Linked DNA regions of Mus musculus: region 2 is linked to region 1. A link is a loop called in an ENCODE intact Hi-C map of the cell type or tissue named here. Cell type or tissue: left cerebral cortex. All regions are shown on one strand.

Region 1 (8,000 bases):
ACAAGTTACAGAGCAAGCCCTCCCTAATCAAAGAGCATACCAAGGAATAATTATAATCTCTGTAAGGCAGGTACTGTAGAGAGGACGGCTCTGCAAGCTTTGTGGAGAGGAGCTGCCGGCGAATAGACACACCACGTTCATGAGTTTCCATTAGAGTTTCCAATTTGTAAGCTGGGATATGCTTGGCATTGACCAACTGGATGATCTCTGCATCACTAAGGAACTTTGCACCTTTCTGCAGAAAGGAAGAAGAAAATGAAGAGATGGGATTAGATAAGAAGGGCAGTTCATGAGCAGAAGAGCAAAGGCTGAAAGAGCACAGTGCAGAGCTGTTCACAAGGCTATAAAGCAGTATATACCAACCCTGGGAACTATGACACTTAGCCAGACTATGCCCCATCCCCTCTGAAGAACAAACCCAGAACAAAGCCTTGCCCTCAGTCCAGCCCCCCTGCCTCTGTACAACAGGACCTCCTCTACACTTAAATGCTCGTGGACTGATCAATGAATATCAATCAATACATATTTACTTACAATGGACAATCAATATATACTCTCTTCATTTAATATTTTTGTGGGTACAAATTGTGGCCCTTAAATAGGATATATTTCAGCTGAGGATACCAATTCTCAAAAGAGCTAAAGTAAAAACATTAAGAGTAAAATTCAAAAGGCTTTGGGTTTGTAAAGGGGGAGATATTCTGAAAAATATCAAGAAGATCCAAGAAGTGCTTGCTATGCAGACATGAGGCAGAGTTCAAATCCCTAGCAAGCACATAAAAGCCAGGCACAGTAGTATACATCTGCAATCCCAGCACAGGGCAGGAGGAAGACACAGGCAGTTGCTGGGGACTTGCTATGTCCAGTTTAACCAAAATGACAAGCTCCACATTTAGTAAGAGACCCTGTGTACTGGCTGGTTTTGTGTGTCAACTTGACACAAGCTGGAGTTATCAGAGAAAGGAGCCCAGCTGTGGGGCATTTTCTCAATTAATGATCAAGGGGGGGTGGGGGAGGGCCCATTGTGGGTGGAGCAAGCTGAGCAAGCCAGTAAGCAGCATCCCTCCTTGGCCTCTGCATCAGCTTCTGCTTGACTTCCAGTCCTGACTTCCTTTGGTGATGAACAGCAGTGTGGAAAGTGTAAGCTGAATAAACCCTTTCCTCCCCAACTTGCTTCTTGGTCATGTTTTGTGCAGGAATAAAAACCCTAAGAAACCCTGTCTCAAAAAAAAAAAAAAAAAAAAAACCAGATAAAGCCAGGAGGTATTACACGCCTTTAATCCCAGCATTGGGGAGGCAAAGGAAGGTAGACTTCTGATTTTGAGGCCAGCCTGGTCTACACAGGGAGTTCTAAGCTAGCCAGGACTACATAGTGAAATTTTTTATTTACTTAGCTTGTGTTGATTACTCATAAAACTATGCATTCTAAATATCTGTAATTTCCTCTGTCAATATATCTTAGTAAATGATGGTAGAATGGAACTGTATCTTACCAAACATGGGAAAAAAAAAATCAATAGGCCAGGAAAACATATTCTTATTACAGAAAGAATTAGATTAAGCTGATAAGGCTGGAAGCATGAAGGGACATCTGTAAACGTGGTGAGAGAACACAGTGTACAAACACAGCTCACTTCAACACACACAGATTCAAAAGCTCCCCATGTCTACAAGACAGTAACTCACTACAAGGAGCTTTGATTCTGGGACCAGAAAATAAGAAACCCTGCTGCTAGCTTTACAGTTTCCTCAATGGTAAATATCTTGGTAAAGCCTCTTGAGCCTGGCCTGCTCATCCGAAGGGTGGGGATAACACCCCCAAAGGCTATAGGGATTTATATAGCTATGAATAAGCCACGTGACACAGAGACTAGGGCACAGTAGGCCTCGGTAGTACCAGTCTTAACTTCCCTTGATTAAAGAAAGGTACCAAAAACATCCTCTATAAAAGAAACCCCCAGTGTGAGCACACCCTTGTCCCTCCTCTGTATTCTCCCCCAGTGTGAGCACACCCTTGTCCCTCCTCTGTATTCTCCCGTGTGAGCACACCCTTTTCTCACCTCTGCATTCTCCAGTATCTGCAGACATTCTTCATTAGGTCGTGGCTCGATGGGGAGTTCAATTCCAGGCTCCTGTGTCCCCAGGGCGGATGGAGGGCTGGCTACAGAAGCCCCAAGCACAAACGTAGCTCTGCTTGTAGTCTCTGCTTCCACCACTAATGGTTTTATAACCTCAACTGTGTGAGAGGCAAAAAGACATCTCAAAGTCCTCAAATCACTTTCAGAGGAAGTCAACTCAGGGGGTGGCCTCGGACAAGAGGACCTGAGATGAAGAACACAGCACGGTACCTTTTCTCTCTTGGTTCGCTCCTGGATCCTCCTCTACTGACGAAAGCTTCTGGTTCCTTCTCACAAGCAGAGGCTCACGTCTACAACAGTTGTCTTGAGCTTTCTTTGAGGTCACGACGGGAGACGTGATAGGATTTTTTAATGACAGTGTCGATTCTGTCTCTGCTTGTTCAAAGAAAATATACTTGACAGCCAAAAGGAAGGCTAAACTCAGGGTAATCACTTGCTCAATGTCCATGCTGATCATCCTGGATGAAAGCCAAGATAAATGTTGTCAGTTCAGAAATAGTAAAGTCACAGCACAGCCCCATGAGAACACAGAGTATTGTGGGTTCCAGTCACTTACTTGGAGAGATAAAACTGCCAGAGAGAAACACTTGGTTCAATTCTCTTGGACACATCTTCGTCCAGACCCAAGGAAACCTTAGCCTGCTCCGCTGTGCTGTTCTGAGGAGAAGGATCAGCTATCCAGCGACTATGAGCGTGAACAAGGACCAAGCCTAAAGACTGAAGGGACATATTTTAAATTGTATACCTTCTGCTTTCTTTCTCGTCCCTCCCAACTCCATAGCCAGACACTTTAGTCCTCAGCCCCACTTATCATGGTAAGAAAGCCCCTAGTTTGTTAAATAAAAGCAATGGTGCTGTAAGGGTTCAAACATCCCAAAGAATAGCCTTTCAAAGACAGGGGTCTGTCTGTTCAGGAGAGCAAGAATAACAAAGACCATAAGCCCAATGGGGCATGGTGGCAAACACCTTGTATCCCAGCACTCAGGGGGGCTGAAGCAGGATGATTGAAAGTTCAAAACCAGTAAGATCCTGTCTCAAGACATCAAACTAAAATCCCCAGAACTTCAAAGCAACAAAAAACTAACTCAGAAAAAAGAGAAGACTGGAACATCACCGAAAGGAACAAATATTAGATAAACAAGATAGGAACTAAAAACACAAGCAAAAGCCCCCAAATACCCAAAGAATAAGACACACCGAAACTACAGATACTGGAGAAAAAAATGCCATTACCATAATCATCTTGACCCTTTGGGTTACGGGGTTTGGTTTATTTTCTTCTTCTTCTAAAACTCTGGCAAAATGGCTGAGCTGCCAAATTGGACGACCCTCACGGCTTTCACGAGAAAGCTACGAAGGAAGTGGGCACTGCGTTAGGAGGTATGAGGGGACTAAGGAGAGGGGCAGCATGGGAAGTACTACTTTACAACTAATGACACCAGGAAACCCCGCCTCACCTCTAGGACCAGCGACACACAGGCCGGGAAGAATGTCATGAACACAAAGTAGTTGGCCAACACTGACATGCAGCCGAAGCAGCACATGATCTCCAGCTGGCGGACGCCTGGGGAGAGAGTGAGACACAGCTGCTCAGTGTGGGTCTCTAACATGCCACTTAACTTACAGGCGCTTCATTATGCACAGCCAAGTCTCACTACATTACATCCTTTGTCATTTAGTACAACAAAATTAGCAACACAAAGATGATCTATGGCCTGAGGAACAGCAGTCCTGCCAGGACACAGACCCAAGCATCAGCACAAAGCTGTATGTAATGGGGCTGTTTCACACAGCTGGCAGACAAATGCTTCCAATTCTTCTATAAATGCTATCACTTTGGCTGAGACAAGCAGCTATAAGACCAGCTACTCTACAGGAATTACTTTATCCTCCAAACTACACTACTCCCCTAGACTCACTTATCATAAAAGCAATTAATTAGCCCATGTGTCCACGTTGATTTATAATATAATGCACAGATCAGTAGGCAGTTATGCCTTTCTGACACGGCATCTCAGTACACAGTCCTTACAGAGCACTAAGTGCAGCTCTCTATAACCCCACAGTGCCTACTGATGTTCTAAGCATTTTACTTCATTGACCTAATCTGAAAATGATACAATGCAAAAATGTTAATAACTCAAGAGTGAAAATTAACAAACATTTCACCACAAAATTATTTCAAGGATCAGTCGGTAATCTCAAATAGAAGGTGCCAAAATTGTACAGACCAGAAAAAAAATTAAGATCACCAACTCCTACTCTTTGGCTCAAATTAAAGTAAAAAACTACATTACATTATTTATTCTCACAACCAAGGGCATCTGAGAAACTGCAAGTTATACATATAATAAATAAAGCAAATCTATACATTCAACTTAAACACTAAATGAATAGATTTTCATAATCAATACTTAACCAATGCTTTTCACAAATCAATCACCAACTTTTTTTTTTTTTTGGTTAAACTCCCTGTTGCCATCATTCTTCCTGACTGTTCCAAAAGCAGCTGCTCTGCCACTTTGATGTCACACAGGCCACAGCTCTAGTCCAAAGACGTCTGAGCAGCTGTGGCTTGTATGTGTGCTGGGAACTGCACCCTGTACCTTTATATGTGCAAAGTACATAGTAGCACTGAGTTAGCTACACTTAGCCCAACCCTTTTCTGAACTGGCCTTTTCAGTTATGCCCAGGATGTGGCAGAATGTGTCCAAAGCACATACAAGCTCCAGGATCAATCCCTCACACTGTGTAAAAAGGTAGGCAGTGGGTTGCTGCCTAATTAATTTTAAGCCCTATTTCTGCAGATAAAGATGACTTCAGTGGCTTCTGCCACGACACACCCAATTCTTTGATTCATTTCTCTAATGATTCAAGACAAGGCATCAGCCCTACTACTTTCTGCATCAGATTCAAATACACAGCCTTTGCTTCCAGGCCTGTAACTTCCTGGCCCACCTGCAACATCTCAAACTCTCTTGTTTATGTGGCTGTGTTTTCACCTGATCAACATTTTATTTAGTGGTGATGACATGACAGTATCGTCATTAAAACTCAAAACTATACCTTTAAAGAAGGTAATTTTTCCGTGTGTGTGTGTGTGTGTGTGTGTGTGTGTGTGTGTGTGTGTGTGTGTGATTGTGGGGCACGTATGGAGTCAGGGGACAGTATCAGTTGTCTGTTATTGTATCTGTGTTACTAGAGACAGACTTGTCTCTTTGCGATACCACAGGTTAGCTACAGCTAGAGCTTCAACTTCTGGAAATTCTCTTTGCCTCTGCCCCATCACAGGAGCACTGGGAGGGCAGAGACGCGCTACCATGGCAGGCTTACGCGGGTCCTAGAAACCCCAACTCAGCTCTCATCGTTTCATGGCAAGTGCTTTACCTGCCATCTTCCTAGGTTACACAAAGTACATCTTAAAGTCTGAGAAAACATGTGCTATAGACTGAGCCGCTGAGCCCTATCCTTAGCAGTAAATTTTAAAACAATTTTTAGAATGTTTTTTCTTTCCTAAATAAAAACCTTTGTTGAATAGTAGAATATGTGTTATTACTATCAGAAATTTAAAGAAGTACATAATATTTAATAAATGAATACAGAGACAACCAAATTTTCTCCCAAAAGAAAGACAATTAGGGGTTGGAGTAGCAGATAACTCAACAGCTAAAAGTGTCTTGGGCTCTTGCAGAGGACCCCAGTTTGGTTCCCAGCACCCACATTAGATAGCTCACAACCACCTATAACTCCAGGGGCCACAGATGGATGGATGGACACACACACACACACAAAACCAGAACTTAAAAAAATCTAGTCTAAGACCAGGATGCCTCATAATAGCATGATACATTCACTCTGGCAAATCTCCACTGTACGTAATGGAGTCCTGTTTGAAGCTTAGTATTAATTCTCCGTGCTGCTTTAAGGATGAGGAAGTGTGTAGAGGTTGGTGCTGCGGCAGGCTACGATGTATGGCCTAGTACCTAATTAAACCTTCCCAACTACCTGCTTAGATCTGGCCTCTTGCACCACCTCCAACATGGCAATTAAAATACAAGGAAAGGAATCCCTACTTCAGCCCAGATAACAGCAAGGGTCTCCAGGCCTTGCAATACCATCTTGGTTATAAACCAAGAGCAAACCCCACGTACCACAAGTGGACACAAAAAGAGAGGACAGCAAGCATGGGCAATATCCGAAACCTGTTACTACTTTCTTACCATGCACAGAGGTCCATAGCTCCACACACTTACAATATCCCCGTTCAAGTCACTCAGGTCAGAATCCAAGAATAAACAATGTAAATATCAGATCTGCTATCTTCCCTTTTAATGACAACTGTAAGTGTACTAGAAATTGTTTACAAACCTGACATGGTGCCAACTCCAATCACAAGGCATTCCACAAGAGCGTCAAGAGTGAATGTGGGGCCCAGGATTGCCATTCCACGAGCTATATTTTCCCTTACTTCATCCTGAAGAATAGACCAAATATATCGGTGGTTGTAAAGTGCACATTAGCCTTTTAAAATGCTAGAGAGCATCCTGGGTCCTACATGAAACTTATTTTACTACGCAAACAAGATAGAATGCATTCAATAGTCAGAGCGGGCAGTGAGAGACATGGCCTACGGATCACTCCTGTGGTTAATCAATCATTGAACTCCTACCTGACCACACCCTTTCTGTAGTGGCCCTTCCTGGTTGTCAACTTGACTATATCTGGAATGAACTACAATCCAGAATTGGAAGGCTCACCAGTGACCCTTATCTGGAGGCTGGGAGATAGAAGTTTCTGATCTGGATCTTGGTGTGTGGTGGAACACACCTTTAATCTGGGCTACACCTTCTGCTGAAGTCCATATAAGGACACTGGAAGAAGGAAGGTTCTCTCTCTCCTTCGCCTGCTTGCCAGGTGGGACAGAGCAACTGCTAGATCCTTGGACTCCCATTCACAGCTGCTCCTGACCACTGTTGGGAGTTGGACTGCAGACTGTAAGTCATCAACAAATTCCCTTACTCTATAGAGACTGCCCCTAAGTCCTGTGACTCTAGAGAACCCTGACTAATACACTCTTTCACATTTCACATTACATTCTGGCTCCCACCGACAAAACCTTAGCTGAGATTCTCTGAGGTCACATTAGTACAATAAAACCTAGAGAATTTTTGTATCAAAATGTTCAAATGATCATAAGCAGTATCCAATATTTATAATTGGGATAGAACTATGACCTCTTTCAGAGCTTGGGGAAGGGGCTAGTTCAGTGACGGAGCACTGGAAGATCCTGCTAAAGGTCCTTAGTTTAATGGTCCGACAGGGAAGGAAAATCATAAAAGGACGAAATAGGATATGGTGGTGTGTATGTCCGCAGTCCCAGCACTCAGCTGACCACGGCAGGAGGAGCACTATAACTCAGGGCAGAATGAGATACAGTCTGTCTCAAAAAGAATTCTACTACAAGGCTATTTAACACAATGGTGAGTTTTTTAAAGTCACCAATGAACGTCAGGATGAATTTAAGATGAGAAATGTTAATTTGAGGGGCTTAGAAACAATGTGATGGGAGGCTCTAGTCCACTAGATCTGTTGCAGTGTGAAGGTGAGAAGGCCCCCAAAGGCTCTTGTGTTTGAACATTTGATCCTTAGTAGGTGGCGCTCCTTGGGAGGCTGAGGAAGTGGATCACAGGCTGTGGGCTCTGTGGCACCAGAGCCTGGCCCAACCCTCTTCTTGGCTGCACTGGGCCTCCAGGCCTCCAGGCCCTGGGTGCACACCTTCCCAGCTCCATGAACCACCTCCTGGCAACACAAGCCCAAACGAGGCTGACTCCCTGCAATTGTCCCATGTCCGGTATTTGGTCA
Region 2 (8,000 bases), 450 kb after region 1:
TGGGAACATGGCAGCATCTAGGCAGGCATGGTTCAGGCAGAGCTGAGTGTTCTACATCTTCTGAAGGCTGCTAGTAGGGGACTCACGACCAGGCAGCTAGGATGAGAGTCTTAAAGCCCTCACCCACAGTGACATACCCACTCCAACAGGGTCACATCCACTCCAACAAGGCCACACCTTCTAATAGTGCCGCTCTCTGGGCTGAGCATATACTACCATCACACAGACCCTCTTAAAATTTGGAATTTTTATTGTGCTTTTGCTTTTGAGTCACTAATAAAAAAGAGGTGTAGAGGGGGCTGGAGCAATGTCTCAGCAGTTGAGAGCAGTTGTGGCTCTTGTAAAGGACTGGGTTCAATTGCCAGCATCCATGTGGTGGCTTACAACCATCTCTACAACTCCAGTTCCGTGGGATCTGACACCTGACCTCCTTGGCCACCAGGTACACGTTATACCTACATATATACTGGCAAAATATTCATACATTAAATACGCCTGAAAGGTAAAAGTACAACACAAAAGACAATGCCAGGCATGGTGCACACCTTTCATCCCAGCACTCGAGAGGCAGAGGCAGGTGGGTCTCTTTGTTCTAGGCCAGTCTGGCTTACAGAGTAAGTTCCAGAATAGCTAGGATGACACAGAAATCCTGTCTGAAAAAACAAAAACAAAAACAAAACAAAGCAAACAAAAACTCCAAAATAACAATGACAAAAACAATACCTGACCTAGACTAGCCCAACCAATGAAATAACCCAGTAAGGATTGGGAGTTAAAATAATATATTCATAAAGAAGCATGGATTAGGCTTTGTGGATCAATGGATTAGTGACAAGGTATTATAAGGGAGACATATCTAAAACTCAAATAGTATTAATATAAAAGACATGATTGGTTCATAATTTAAAATTTTTTCTTCATGTAGATGTTTCTCAATATGAAGCCACAAGACCTGTGTCTGGAGAATATGGTCTTGCTGCTGTACCAGAACATGAACCTGGACTGGACGACACTCAGTCTAGTGAGCTGCAGGTACACCTTTGACCCTCATAGGAAACTGTCGTGTTTTTGTGTCATTTGTGTTTGTTGCTTGTTTTGGGGATAGTGAGCACTGAACGTGGTATCTTATGTGTTCTGGGCAATTGTTTTACCACTAAAGCTCATTCCCAGCCCTGCCTGGTGCTCTTTATTTTGCGGTGGGTCTCAGCATGTTGCTCAGGTAGGCCTGTATTCTAGCCTAGTTTGAACTTGAAAACATCCTGCCTTGGCCTCATGAATAGCTCAGACTGGAAGCTTTTGTACCCAAAGTTTCAGACATTTATTACATAAGCTTAGGTAATTTCAACTGCATTCATTTTCTTGGTGGCTCTGACAGTTGATTATTAAAGATTTAATGTTTTTTGAAAAATATTTGTAATGATGTTTACAGTATTACAAGCTAATTAAAACTAATTTAAGGTTACATACATATGTATTGTTTATTATTGAGACAGTGTCTCATTAAGTTGCTGTGGCTGACCTGAAATTCACAAAGTCTCACCTGCCTCTTCCTCCTGAGTTCTCAGACTCAGTGTGGCACCATGCCTGGCAAGCCCCTGTTCTTGTTATGTTACAGCCCATATTTTTCAGTCACACAGTCACATAGTATTTTTAGTTATCATAAAATCAAGGGAAACTAGAAATTTTGCTCTTCCCACAAGGGTAATAAAGGCTATAGTTTATTTTAATATAATACCAAATAATTTTAAATGTCATTTGAATGAGAATATATTGTAGTAACTGTACATCATAAGATTAATAGCATAAATTGTATATTCTGTCATTTTTGAAGTTCATATTCTTACAATAATGCTTTAGTAAAAAATGTGACATTTATTATGTACATTATTTAATGATTGGATTGGGATCATTTGTACCTCAAAACATTTACTTTTTTTTTTAATTGGCATCTTCAAATTTACATAATTCTACTAGTATTCTGAAATACAGGATAAATTTTTTTCAGCTTTAAATAGATCTTTTGATACCATGTTGTAATTCAGTGAGTGTGGAATGGATAAATTGAGTGTTTGGAGTTTTGTAATGGAGTAGGTATCAGAGCAAGAAGTGGACATTCAAAGGTATGGTTCTTGTCACGAGAGACCTAGATGATCCATTGTTACAGCAATGGCTATACTACAGGGGAATAATTGTCTTACTTACTATAGCGTAGCACAAGGGTGACGTGAAGGGTAGGTGGGAAGTCTGAAAACGTTATCAGGGCATTTTAGCAGAGAGCAGGTAAAGGAGATGTATGCTTATTATGAAAGAGATTAACTATTAAATGCTTTTTGGTTTGTAGTCTGTACAGTGGTAAGGTATTGACTAAGCAAGGGAGTCAGTCATACAGCTTGTGACTGGGAAGCAATCTTTTTTTTTTTTAAGATTTATTTATTTATTATATGTACGAACACTGTAGCTGTCTTCAGACACTCCGTAAGAGGGCATCAGATCTCATTATGTATGGTTGTGAGCCACCAAGTGGTTGCTGGGATTTGAACTCAGAGCCTTCGGAAGGAAGAGCTCTTAACCGCTGAGCCATCTCTCCAGCCCGGAAGCATTCTTTTACTGGGTGTAAAGGCTTAGGTAGTAGATAGGATGGTAGTTAAAGGGAATACTTGGCCCGTGAAGAAGCTGTTGGGATTGTTCAGATTAAGATAATAAAATAAAGCTTTGGCTAAAGCAATAGTGATGAGACAGGGAGCCTTCATTCAAAATCAGCAAGCTTTGCGATTGGTTGAATGAGATTTAGGACTATCTCACTTCTGTTCCATAGGCCTAACGGGAATGACTGTAATTGTTGCCATCAATGTGGAGAAATGATTTGGGGAATTTACCTTGATGGGTTTACTGTGAAGTCAGATGAGCCCTCTGTTGGGAGACCCTGGCCTTGGACCAGGCTACATGTTGAGGAGCTTTAGCCGTGTGTTTAGTTCACCAGCAGTAGAGATCTATGCGAAGGTCATATGAAAACAACACAAACCAGCAACCTCAACAGCAGCCCTCACCCAGCAGAGCAGAAGGCTGTAGACATTTCAGATCCTTTGATGAATTCTTAGGCTTATAATGAACCAAGGGCTATAACATAATCTTTTAATTTCGAAGGTAGATTTCTTAACAAAAATTGGAATACAATTAAATATTGTTCTTTGAAACTATGAATGAAAGAGGTCCATAGTGAGAAAGAATAGTTTAAAACATTAGATTTTAATCTTTATCTCTATTTTAGATCCATTCCCTAAAAGATGCCTTTGCTAGCACTTCTGAAGGTAAGAAATCAGCTCAAATCACGTCTTGTAGTAAGTGTTCTAGCCTGGGTTCTCCTCCCAACTCCACTGCCTCGGATTTTACTGTGAGAACACGGAGGGTGCTGGTGAGCTCTGCATTCTGTACTTGTAGCACGGGGATCATAATATCCACGTCATTTCCCAACAACAGTAAGAGAGAACATGGAGGAGAGTGTAGACACAGTGACCCTCGTGATGATGTAGGGATATGTGGAGTGGACATCAGCCATTATTTTATAATGAAAACAAGTGCTGACACTGCTCTTCTTAGCTGGATCTGCAGGAAGGAGCGACACTGTAATGGGGCCGTGGGTTGCCACGCTGCAGATCTAGCATTGCTGTGTTGCTGTGTGTGTTCCTAGGTAGTCCTTCGCATTCAGACTCAAATGCAGTTTTCCTGGTTTCCCCTCAGGTCCAGAAAAGACTCCTGTTTCCACGCGTACTCGGAGCAGCCATCTAAAGCGGCCAAAGATTGGGAAGCATTTTCAGGATTCTGAGTTTAGTAGTTCTCAAGGTGAAGATGAAAACGTTGCCAAGACTTCACCTACGGCTTCAGTAAACAAGTGAGGAACTCGTGCTTCTCACTCGCACTCTGTCGTGTGTTGTTGCTTCTATACTGTGGGAATCTAGGCCTGAAGGCAGAGCTGCTCTATGTGCTCCGGCAGGTATCCTTGCAAGGGTTTGCATCTAGCTTCTGCTACAAGATGACCCATCAGGCTTCCCAGGGCTGTCACCATCTGAACAGTGTTGTACAGAGCCTTAGTGAGTAAGAGGTTGGAATAAACTCACCCATGGCATCTTCCATTGTGCAAATCCAGAGTATTCTAGTCACTGTGTCTCTCAAAAGATTCATTACCGTCACTTTTGAATTTAATAGGATAGGTTTTAGTAATGTTGAAGCTTAACATCTGTTTTTTTTTAAATTCAGATACTTTTATAATTAATCCACTTTACCTAGGCTACTGGATATAATAAATAAGTTAGTGATAACCATAAATAATACAGTCAGTTCTTCCAGAGACTTGGCCATTAACAGAATCACCAACCAGAACTCTTGGTAAGCATGTCACCTTCAGATGAGCCATGGAGACTCAGTCCTGCAGTCCCAGGCATGGAGGCTGAGATTGCTGAGAGTCTGAGACTCATTTGCCCTATGTGGCGAATCCTGTCTGAAAAGGGTGAAATAACAAACTGTCTTTGAATTTATTTTTCAGTTTTTGAAGGAGGATTTCATATGGTGTGAAAGTTGTTAAATGACCATTTCCTTCTGCCTCTGCATCCTGAGGACCAGGGTTAAAGGCATGCGCCATAATCCCTAGCTTATACAGCACAAGGGGATGAAGCCCAGGCTTTACAAGCTCTCTGCTGAGCCATCTCCACAGCCCTTTGTTGGCTTCTGATAGCAGCTAAGATATATATATATAAATAATATTAAAGATTTATTTACTATTATATGTAAGTACACTGTAGCTGTCTTCAGACGCACCAGAAGAGGACATCAGATCTCATTACGGATGGTTGTGAGCCACCATGTGGTTGCTGGGATTTGAACTCAGGAACTCAGGACCTTCAGAAGAGCAGTCACCGCTGAGCCATCTCTCCAGCCCCCTTTTGTTTTTTTGCTGGTGTTTTTTTTTTTTTTTTTTTTTTTTTTGGTTTTTTGAGACAGGGTTTCTCTGTATAGCCCTGGCAGTCCTGGAACTCACTTTGTAGACCAGGCTGGCCTCGAACTCCCAAGTGCTGGGATTAAAGGTGTGTGCCACCACCGCCCAGCAAGATTTTATATTTTATAATAAAATTAGACTTGTTTCCTTCCTACCATTCAATTAAATTATTTAGTTAATTTATGACTTTGTCATTTTAGATGTCAAATTATTTACTCAAAAAAAATCTGTTAATTATGTAAATAATTTTAGATGGATATAGTTAGATGGTACATGATAATAAAATATTTATATTAAAGATAAATATAAGTAAAATGTGAAGAATAAAATGTGTGAAGAATAAAATGTTTAGATACTATTCAATATTCTCACAGGCAGTTACTTAATGATTGTATATTTGTGATTTTTTTTTTTTTTAAGAATTGTGTGTGTGTTCCTGTGAGCACAGATGTACTATATGTCTTCTCTCACTGTCCACATGTTCCTTTGGGGTTAGGGCTTCAAACATAAGTATAACTTTGTAAGCAGAGTTAAGAGAGATGTTGTAGCTTCAAGGCCTTCCAGCTCTGCTCTGTAGGCTCAATCTAGTCTGCCATTTGTTTGTTTTTGTTTATTTTTGCATGGTATGGTAGGTATTGAACCGAGAGCCCAACGTGTGTACTTTCTTCCTAAGACAGGGTTTCTCTGTGTAGCTCTGGAACTCACTGTATAGTGAGGCCTTAAATTCACAGAGAGCCAGTGCCTCTGCCTCCCCCGGGCTGGGATTAACCAGTGCCCCCCACCCCACCTCCAACACTTGTGTGTGCACACAACTGTATTTACATCTCTCTACCCCATCCTCTCCTCCAACTCCTCCTGTGTCCTTCTCCAACTCTATCTCTAATTTATAACCTACGGGGATCATCTTCATTCAAAACACCAGGTTCTACTCCCTGATCGCCATTGTCTTGTGGCCAGATCAAAATGCCAAGTGCATTTAATCCAACTTCAGAAGTCACAGTAAGGGCTGGAAAGATGCCTCTGAGGTTAAGAGCACTGACTGCTCTTCCAGAGGTCCTGAGTTCAATTCCCAGCACCCACATGGTGGCTCACAACCATCTGTAATGGGATCTGATGCCATCTTCTGGGGTGTCTGAAAACAGCAACAGCATACTCACATGTATAAAGTTAATAAATCTTAAAAAAAAAAAAAAGTCTCGCCGGGCGTGGTGGCGCACACCTTTGATCCCAGCACTCGGGAGGCAGATTTCTGAGTTCGAGGCCAGCCTGGTCTACAAAGTGAGTTCCAGGACAGCCAGGGCTATACAGAGAAACCCTGTCTCGAAAAACCAAAAAAAAAAGTCACTGTAAATTTTTAGTCTCAATACTTTTTATAGTCCAAAGTTCAAATACACTCTGAGATGCAAGGCACTTGTAACATATAAAATTAAAAATCAAAAAACAAATTACATAGTTCAACATACAGACCCAGAACATGTGTTGAGGGAGGAAATGGGTTATAGTGAGGAAATACTGGGCTAAAGCTAGACGAAACCATCCGAGAAAACGCAAGTCCTGTAGCTCTTTCTGTCGCATGGTGTTCTTTTCTCTCTACACTGTATACTTTGTGTTTCTTTATCCTCACTTGCACTTTTTCATTGTCAACCTGCATGTGAGTGATTGTTAGCAATGACACTGCAGAGTGGTTGGTTATCCGTGATTTGCAGACAGTTTAGGCTGCCTTGAAGTCTCCTCTGCTGAAGAAATTGTTCCGTTACTTCTCAGTTTTGTCTTGGGCAAGTTCTTCGGACTGGAGCAGGAATATCACCGGGATGGTATCTAGCCAGATTGCTGCTACTCCCTTCCCCCCAGGTTTCTCCATCTGGGTCTCCACAGCCCACATTGTTTTCTGTACTACTGTCTTCTAAGCTCCGACTAGGATGGCTGGTTAGGCTCTGCTTACAGCATTCAACCTTTTTCCTAATCTAAAGTCCCAAAGTCTTCCATATTTCTACAAAAACAAACCAAAAATGTCTATCATAACTATAGCTCAACCCAGTACCATCTACCTAGTTCCTTTCCGGTTGCTCCGATAAAAGACCATGGCAGACTCAACTTAATGGAAGGGTTCGTACGGAGGTTAAAGTTGCAGAGAGATAGAAGTCCATCTCCATAATGGTAGAGAGTATAGCAGGAGGCAGGAAAGCATAGCTCTGCAGCAGCAGCTGAGCTCATCATGAACCTCAAGCAGGAAGCCGAGAGCACACTGGGAGCCTAACCGTTCCCAAACAGTCCTGCCAGCTAGGCACTGAGAATCCAGCAGAGGGGCCCATGGGAGCCTTTAGCTTTCAGACCACCCCAGTACGTATTGTCTACTCCATCCTTTCACTTATTCTCATTCTTCTTTACAGCTGAAGAGAAATCCATGGACACGCTTAGGTCTTCACTGTCCATTCATCAGCTGGAGGACACTGGGGTTGTTTCCGTTTCCTAGCTATTGCAAATAAAGTGGCAGTGAACACGGTTGAGCAGTTCTCTATAAAGTACATCAAGGCCTTTGAGCACATGTCAAATAATAAGTGTCTATCTATGGTTATAGATAGTACTTGTGATTTTACACTAACAGTGTTGGAAATAAAATGTTCGTTTCAGTAGAATAGATGAAAGGTCTAGTTTAAATAGAGAAGGTTTTTAATTAATTAGGCAAGAAAAAGGATAAATTTATCAGGATGAAAAGATTAGTTTTGTACCTTCAGGATCTAAAGTTGATGGAATAACATTTATTGGTTCTAAAATGTTAGTTTGTTAAGAAGGGATTTTAGTATACTGAGGCCAGAGGATTGTGAATCCCAAGAAAGGCTGGGTAATTTTAGTAATATCTTCTTCAGAATAAAGGGCTGGGATTGTATAGTTCTTGCCCGACTATACCAGAGTTCCTGATTTCATCAACTGTACTGTCCCAAAAAATGGATCCTTGAAATTTTATCTTGATCCATAATAAGAAAAAACAAGGATGGTTTTGGTTTGTTTT

Evidence for each region. Hi-C counts contacts between places; a loop is a spot of excess contacts. Peaks named below come from ENCODE experiments on the same cell type or tissue, not always from the same donor. Only the 100,000 strongest peaks of a DNase experiment are listed, where the experiment ranks them.
Region 2: it touches region 1 in a loop (2.1-fold over the local background); 4 of 42 quality-filtered maps call a loop at or near these places.

What each region holds. Positions count from the first base shown.
Region 1 is chr13:96,656,523-96,664,522 of GRCm38, forward strand. Hmgcr (3-hydroxy-3-methylglutaryl-Coenzyme A reductase) reads right to left here. Exons shown (of 20, transcript NM_008255.2): 6 at 6,507-6,612; 7 at 3,596-3,702; 8 at 3,372-3,488; 9 at 2,695-2,855; 10 at 2,349-2,596; 11 at 2,061-2,236; 12 at 41-235. Among named protein-coding and RNA genes, the nearest start is that of Hmgcr, 10 kb to the right of the region's middle. In left cerebral cortex, no CTCF peak of the experiment used is centred here; a DNase peak (open chromatin) is centred at 3,802.
Region 2 is chr13:97,110,371-97,118,370 of GRCm38, forward strand. It overlaps Fam169a (family with sequence similarity 169, member A), which reads left to right. Exons shown (of 13, transcript NM_001100458.1): 8 at 926-1,032; 9 at 3,269-3,308; 10 at 3,739-3,889. Among named protein-coding and RNA genes, the nearest start is that of Nsa2, 24 kb to the right of the region's middle. In left cerebral cortex, no CTCF peak of the experiment used is centred here; no DNase peak of the experiment used is centred here.